Linked DNA regions of Homo sapiens: region 2 is linked to region 1. A link is a loop called in an ENCODE intact Hi-C map of the cell type or tissue named here. Cell type or tissue: heart right ventricle. All regions are shown on one strand.

Region 1 (4,000 bases):
GTATGAGGGTGTCAAACATATGGTGTCACCTCCACAGGAAAGAATTTGCAGACAAAAATCATTACTGCTATGGTTTTAATGTCCCCACTAAAACTCAAGTTGAAATTTAATTGGCATTGTAACAGTATTGAGAGGTGAGACCTTTGAGAGGTGGTTAGGTCATGAGGGTTCTGCCCTCGTGAAAGGATTAATACTATTATTGCAGGAGTGGGTTACATATCATAGAAATGGGCTCCTGATAAAGGGATAAGTGTAGCCCCCCATCACACTCCCTGTCTTCCATGTGCTCGCTTGCCCTTCCACCATGTTATGAGGCAGCAAGAAAGCCCTCACTGGATGGAGACCATTCATCTTGGACTTCCTATCCTCCAGAACTGGGAGTCTAATAAACTTCTTTTCTTTATAAATTACCCAGTCTGTGATATTCAATTATAGTAGCAGACTGTTTTCAGACTAATACAATTACAAAATGGGGATCTTCTAGTGAAATTGCATCCAGACACTAGACTAGGCCTCTAGAACTTCAGACACAAATAATATTTTCCAAGGTAACCACAATATCATTGTCATGCCTAAAAAGATGAACAATTATTACTTAATATTATCTAATACCCAGTCTATAGTCTAACTCTCTCCATTGTCTTTAATAAAAAGCAAATTCTTCACATATTTCTTATGGTGACATATTTCAGAGACTGTAATGGAGCCTAATGTTTATTGATTTTATGTTCCATCTCTGAGGGCTGCAAATAAATATTTTCAGAATCCCATGGTGACAGAAGCAGTAACATGATGTCATATCTGAGATTCTGGCAAGGGCAGTAGCTGGACTGAAGTAATGTTTAATGGAAATGCAAGGGAGAAACAGGGCCAAAACTACATCAGGATGAGTAGTCAACTATCTACAGAGGGCTGCCTTCAGGGTAAAAAAGATCCTCCTCTTATAAACTTCCTCCTACAACTCCTCCACCTATCCCATCTGTTAAACCCTCTTTATTACGCGGCTTGAGCAAGGACAGCCACTTTGAGCAGCAGAAGGTCCAAATTTGGCTACTCTGGCTGGCACTTGGCAATGTGGTTTCTTTTCTCACCCTGTGATCTGCTCTCCTGCCTTCCTGTTCTAAGGACAAGTTCATGTTCTAAGCATGATCCATTTGCTTCTGGGCTCACCCTTTACTCCTCTACTCTGACATTCTGACTCCTTCTCATTTTTCCTCACACAGTTCCACTTCCTCTGGCTTAATTCCAGATACATCTGATTTTGAGATCTCCACCTCTTTCTTCATTGTGTATACCTCCTGCTCCTTAATAAGTGTCCCTGTGGTTCCCACACTCCTACAGTTGAAAGACCTTAGTGTATGCTTCCAACTACCTCAATGCCTCTTGAGACCCTTGTCATAAGCTAGTCATGCACAGTGGGTCTTGCTCCACTGAGATTCTTTAGAGATTTGCATGCTCCCAAGATAAATCTCTGGGTATTGCTCCACCCCCTCTACAACTATGACCTTCATCACTCCATGTGTGTTATGACATTTTTGAGCATTGCTCAGCCCATGGAATTATCAAGGACTATAAACAAGGCTCTATCCACAAAGATAAAATAGGAATCAAACCACCAAAAAGGCATGCGGAGGACGTAAGTGGACTTGACTTTGGGGTACATTTTTTTGTTTCTAGAATAAAGAAGTACATTCAGTTTGAACAACGTAAAAACTTCACAAAGTCAGAGAGACCCAGAATTACAGGCTCACTATCTTCATACCATTTCAGCTGTGGGAGGGGCCCTATCAGCTCTCCAGGGCCCACTTCAACACTATAGGAGAAAATTCTTATTGGGCCACATTTACATACTCCTGTGTTCTGTTTCTTACTATATCATTGGGCTTACTTGAGGTTTCAATGCAATAGGCTTGATCAGAGCCTACCATATAGCTTCTATGATCACATCTATTTTACAGACAAAGCAAAAATAATTTAAGAAACTTGCATGAAAGACATAGCAACTATACAGCTAGAGAGGTCATTTGAACACAGACAGCCTAACTTCACAGTCCATCCTCATGACATTCCTTAAAATGGCTCTTCGGTTACTGGATGGTATAGCACATTAGCTTATTTGTACCTATTAATCAGAAATAGAGATTTGATTAGCTGCCTTGAAAAATGAAAGAACAAGTACATTTTGGTAGAAAGAATCTATAAGAGGAGCGTTGCCATGGAATGCCTTCAGTGATGGGGGAGAAAGGGATCTGTATGCCAAATTAAAGCATGTAAAGGAAGATACTGAGTAGCAACTTCACAAATTTGCCTAGAGCCACATCCAGGATGGAAAAGGAAAGGCAGCCAAGATAGTGGGTGGGAAAGGATTCATCTAACAGATAAGCACACAACTTATAACTCACTTTCAAGCTGAGATTCACTATAGACCTATAACATATAACTTTATTGGCAGTTCTAATAACCCTTCTATGGTAGCCAGACTCCAAGAAAACCAAAGATCCCCACCTCCTGGTATTCATACCCCTTGTGTGGTCAGTCCACTCCCACACTGAACAGGGCTTACTTGCATAACCAAAAGAATGTTGCAAAATGACAGAGCATGACTTCCGAGACTAGGTCATAAAACACATTATGTCTTCTAACTTGCTCTTGTGGATCACTTGCTCTAGAGGAAGCTTGCTACATGTGGTGAGGATGCTCATGAATGAAGTTTCCTGCCAATTACCAGAAAACACTGAGGCCTCCTGCCTAGAGCCACATGAGTCTGCCATCTTGAGGCTGATCCTAGAGCCCCACTCAAGCCTTCAGATGACGGCAGCCCAACACCTTGACTACAATGTCATGATGTACCTTGAGCTAGAACCACCCAGCTAAGCCACTCCTGAATTCCTGACCCACACAAACTATGAGATAGTAAATGTTTGTGTTTTAAGCTGCTAAATATGGGGTATTTTTGTTATGTAGCAATAAAAACTAACTTCTTTGTTTCTGCATTCATTCATTTGATCCAACAAATGAATATGGAGCTCTTTTGCCTCAGTTGCAAAGCAAGGTACACAGTACTAATATGCATGGATAGAAAGAAACAGCTGTATCCCAGACTTAATGGGCACATGCAGGCAACTCACAGCCTTAGTTGAGGTAGGGCCCCTATTTCCAAAGAAGCTACATTTAAGACACTACTACCAGATAAATGAGGAATACCCTATTTTTAAAATATTTTAGGAAAAGAGATTGTACTAATTATCAGGGAATTGTTTTCATACCTCATTCCTTCATTTAGGAAGCTTATTTTACCCCTTAGGCAAAATTCTTGCTATTATTTGAGTTCCTTTATTCCTATCACTTCTTTGGTGAAGACAGGAAACATACTGTAAAAGAAATCCATCACTGACTTCAAATTACCCACCTCAGTGTCTAAGTAGTTAATTTTTAAAGGGCACAGATCCCACTGTGCTAAGTACAATAGAAATAAATAATGTATATCTATGTGTTTCTCATGCACTTGTCCTTACCCATATTGTATGGATGAAAGATTTAATCGATCTTATTTTGGACTTAGAGACCAAGCCAGTCACGCACTGTTATTAACTTTTGGAACAAATATACTTCCTTCAGTGCATAATTCTTTTTAATATTCAAACTCACAGGAGAAAACTCCTAAGGCATCGGCCTGAATTTCATAGCACTTGTTTACTCACATATCCCCTTGGTACATTTCTGATATATGACTTTCCTTCTTCAGTAGCAGGCATTTTAAATTAAACATGATTTTGCATGATACTTTTCTAGACTATATATAGACTTGCATAGGCTTTGTATTCTTGAATAAATTATTGTTACACTCGTGACAAATCTCTCAAACCGCTATATTAGAGAGTCTGGGGGAAAATATCATATTCTTTTTTAAGTTAGCTGTAAGTTTTCATCGGAGTGGAAAATACTTCATTGTACAAACCACTAACTAAATTTAAATTGTAATTCTTTTCAAACATGTTCT
Region 2 (4,000 bases), 50 kb after region 1:
GAGGATCACTTGATCCCTGGATGTTGAGGCTGCAGTGAGCTGTGATTGCAATACTGCACTCCAGCTGGGGTGACAGAATGAGACCCTGCCTCAAAAACTAAAGAAAACAACAACAAAAAATGGTGCCCAAAATTTCTTTTTGTTCACATGATCTTACCTCCATAAGTCTTTCTTTTAGTGCAGCAAATATCTCACATGCAGAGTTAAATTCATACAACATCTATGGGAACTAGAAGATGGGCCAAAAATGTTCATGAGAGATGAATAAATAATGTTCTTTCTTTATGCATACAGCTAGATAAGGCAGGGACTGATCTACTTTAACAGCCCTGCCATAGGAACACAAAAGAGTAAGCCTGCTACAATTGTCAATATGCAAATAATGTGTGCATTCATGACTTAAAAATAACACGGAAAAATAGCTTTTTTTCAAAATTGACTTTCATGTTTTTATGTAATTTTTTAAAATCTAAGTTAATAAATATGAAAAAATTGTTGGGTTATCTGTTGAAAGATATTTCAAAGTTCTATAGTATTACCTGGCCTTTTCCATTTTCTTGAATTCTTATATATGCCACTATCCTTTGTATTTGAAGAAGGCTTGATTTAAAGATTATTCACTATTTGACCGAATTAACTGTTCCATTTAGCTAATGAACCATGAAATACTGTCACGTAGCTTGTACTTGATTTTGGCGGGGGGGGGCAAACTAATACACTATTTATATTGATTATTCAAATTAACAGTTACTTTAGCACTTTTAAAACACAGATTAACAGTGACTATGGTTCACAGAGTATTGTGAAGGGTGTATAAAGGTAGTTTTGGAGCTAACTTTTAAAATATTTTGATGGAGAAACAGAGGCACATATGGAACATTTATCTCTAAACTGACAATCACCAACAAATTGTTTTAAAAAAGAATACTTCATTCTTGGAGATTGTTTTCTGGCTATCGGTAGCCTTACTTCCTGGCTTTAGATGGCATTGAACTGCATAGCACATCAGTAGTCATTTTAATAATTTAATTAAATTAATACAATTTGGTTAAAATGTTTAATTTTAAATAACAAATGCATATGCCTTTGTGAAGAGATAGAGAAGTGCTGTGCAGAGTTAGAGCAGATTTGAATCCTGGCTCTGCTGCAGGTGAACCAACATTAAGTTTCTGTTTAAATCACTTAACCGATTGTGAAATTCAGTTTCTCCATCTGTTAAAAATATACATAATGTAATCTCCATCATCTGGTTGTAGGTGAGTGTCCAGTGAGACAACATATCTAAAATACTTACCACAATATCTCCATAAACTCTAACTATTTTTATTAAATTGTTGTGAGAGGAAATGCTTGGAATTGTAGAGCTTCCTGAAAATCATCCTAAAGCAATATATTAGGATCCAGCCTTATCTTTGTTATAAGGATTAAAATTTCATTCATTCATTCGGTGATTCATTCACATGTGGGGTTCCCAAAGACAAAATCACATTGATGGCTCCTTTAAAAGAAAATAAAACCTTTATATTAAAAAAAGCTTAATTTTTGTGGATAAAGCTGATTAAGGCAAGAACATTCTCCCAAAATGCATCATTTTAGAATCCTTCTTAGATTAACACTGTATAAAGTCTAAACTGTTTTCAGTGGCTCTTCCATCCCAGTCTGCTCTTTTCTGCTGACTTCAGTGGTCTCTTTACCCAGCCCAGGCCATGAGAGAATGGTTGAAATAGGACCTTTTGGACAAATAACTTGAATTTCTAGTTTTGGAGTCTTCAAGACAAAATGGTAATCTTATGCATATGGCAATTTTTTTCTTATCCCCAGGACACAAATTATCTGTTTACATGTCTGTTTGCCCCATTAGATGTCAAGCTCCTTTGAGGGTAGGGACATTGTCTCATTCATTTTTCCATCACTCCCCACTCCCATGCAGAAAGCTTACACATGGTAGTTGGTAGATGAAGAGTTTGTTTCTTTAAAATAATGCACTAAATATTATTTCATCCTAACCATTTTGATGAAAAAAATAGTTTACATTAGGACGGGCACGGTGGCTCTCATCTGTAACCCCAGCACTTTGGGAGGCTGAGGTGGGCGGATCACGAGGTCAGGAGTTCAAGATCAGCCTGGCCAACATAGTGAAACCCCATCTCTACTAAAAATACAAAAAATTAACTGGGCATGGTGGTGCCTCTAATCCCAGCTACTTGAAAGGCTGAGGCAGGAGAATTGCTTGAACCCAGGAGGCGGAGGTTGCAGTGAGCCGAGATCATGCCACTGCACTCCAGCCCGGGCAACAGAGCAAGACTCCATCTCAAAAGAACAAAAATTTAATAAAAATAAAAAATAGTTTACATTAGGGTTTCCTCTTGGTATTGTACATTCTATGAGTTTAAATAAACGTATAATGAGATGTAGCCACCATTATAACGTCATACACAGAATTTTCACTTTGGATGATAACAATGTGATGTAAGTTCATTGATTGTAACAAACATATCACTCAGGTGGGAGATGTTGATAATGGGAGAGGCTGTGCATGTGTCAGGGCAGGGGAGATATGGGTTACCTCTGTACCTTCCTCTCAATTTTGCTGTGAAACTGAAACTGCTCTAAAAAAATGAAAGTCTTTTAAACAAATAGTTATTTCACATTTTTATTTCAAAAAGGCTTTGTATTAGTCAGGGTTCTCTAGAGGAACAGAACTAATGGAATATATATGTGTATGTATATATATAAAGGGGAGTTTATTAAGTATTAACTCCCATGATCACAATGTCCCACAATAGGCCATCTGCAGGCTGAGGACCAAGGAGAGCCAGTCTGAGTTCCAAAACTGAAGACTTAGAGTCTGATGTTCAAGACTTAGAGTCTGATGTTCGAGGGCAGGAAGCATCCAGCATGGGAGAAAGATGTAGGCTGGGAGGCTAGGCCAGCCTCTCATTTCACATTTTTCTGTCTGCTTGTATTCCAGCTATGCTGGCAGCTGCTTAGATTGTGCCCACCAGATTAAGTGTGGTTCTGCCTTTCCCAGCCCACTAACTCAAATGTTAATCTCTTTTGGCAACACCCTCACAGACACACCCAGGATCAATACTTTGTATCCTTGAATCCAATAAAGTTGACACTCAATATTAACCATCACAAGTCCACCGCATGTCAACTTGAACCCATACAAATCTCCTGAGATCATACATAATCTTAAAATAAAGACAATAATAAGGTCATAATTACACCTAACATAATACAATTACGCTTCGTACAACTGGAAACGCACCAGTCCCTAACCTAAATACTATTACATGAAGTTAACAATACTTAAATGCTGATGTGAAGTCAATAAATCTTATGTCACATGATAAAGGAGAAAGGAAATAAAAAGCTATTTTCTTGGTACAAGTTTATACATGCACAAACATGTTTTTAATAAAAGAAGGAGGAAATACTCATGACAATTACAGTCCTTGGTTCTGCAGCTGGTCACGTGGTTGTAGCTGGTGCTGATGACTACCTTCTTCTACTACCCATTCTGTATTCCTTTTGCCCTCAGCAAGCACCTCAGCAGGTCATGATTTTTCTCCTAGTGGAGTGACCCAGACCTTCATTCCTGAAGGGTCTGGGACATTTGTAGTCCTGCCTGGATTGGGCTGTTATAGTTTCCCATTGACCTTAATTGCAGGGAATGGTAATATGCCCTAATGGATCTCCTATATTCCATGCATACTGTTCCTTACCTTCATTATGGAGTAGTGGACTGATTTCATCTTGATTGTCTGGGTCAATCACCCCAGCCAACACTGTAACTCCCTTCTTAGCCTGTTGACTTAAAGGTAGGAGGGGCCCAAAGTGTCCAGGTGGCAATCTTAACTTCCAGTTTAATGGAATCATTGTTGTGTCTCCTGGTGGCAGCATTCCTCCCTCTGGAACTAAGACCTCTAAGCCAGCAGAATGTAGTGTCATGGGAACAGGAAGCAAAAATTTTGCTAGTGGGTCACTAGGGGTG

The links. Peaks named below come from ENCODE experiments on the same cell type or tissue, not always from the same donor. Only the 100,000 strongest peaks of a DNase experiment are listed, where the experiment ranks them.
Region 2: a loop joins it to region 1, with 2.1 times the contacts of the local background. A loop is called at or near these places in 1 of 110 quality-filtered maps.

Annotation. Positions count from the first base shown.
Region 1 is chr2:168,313,035-168,317,034 of GRCh38, reverse strand. No RefSeq gene overlaps it. Among named protein-coding and RNA genes, the nearest start is that of STK39, 67 kb to the right of the region's middle. In heart right ventricle, no CTCF peak of the experiment used is centred here; no DNase peak of the experiment used is centred here; H3K27ac peaks cover 341 bases.
Region 2 is chr2:168,262,594-168,266,593 of GRCh38, reverse strand. It overlaps LOC107985959 (a long non-coding RNA gene), which reads right to left. Exons shown (of 5, transcript XR_007087282.1): 2 at 1,295-1,498; 3 at 158-229. Among named protein-coding and RNA genes, the nearest start is that of STK39, 17 kb to the right of the region's middle. In heart right ventricle, no CTCF peak of the experiment used is centred here; no DNase peak of the experiment used is centred here.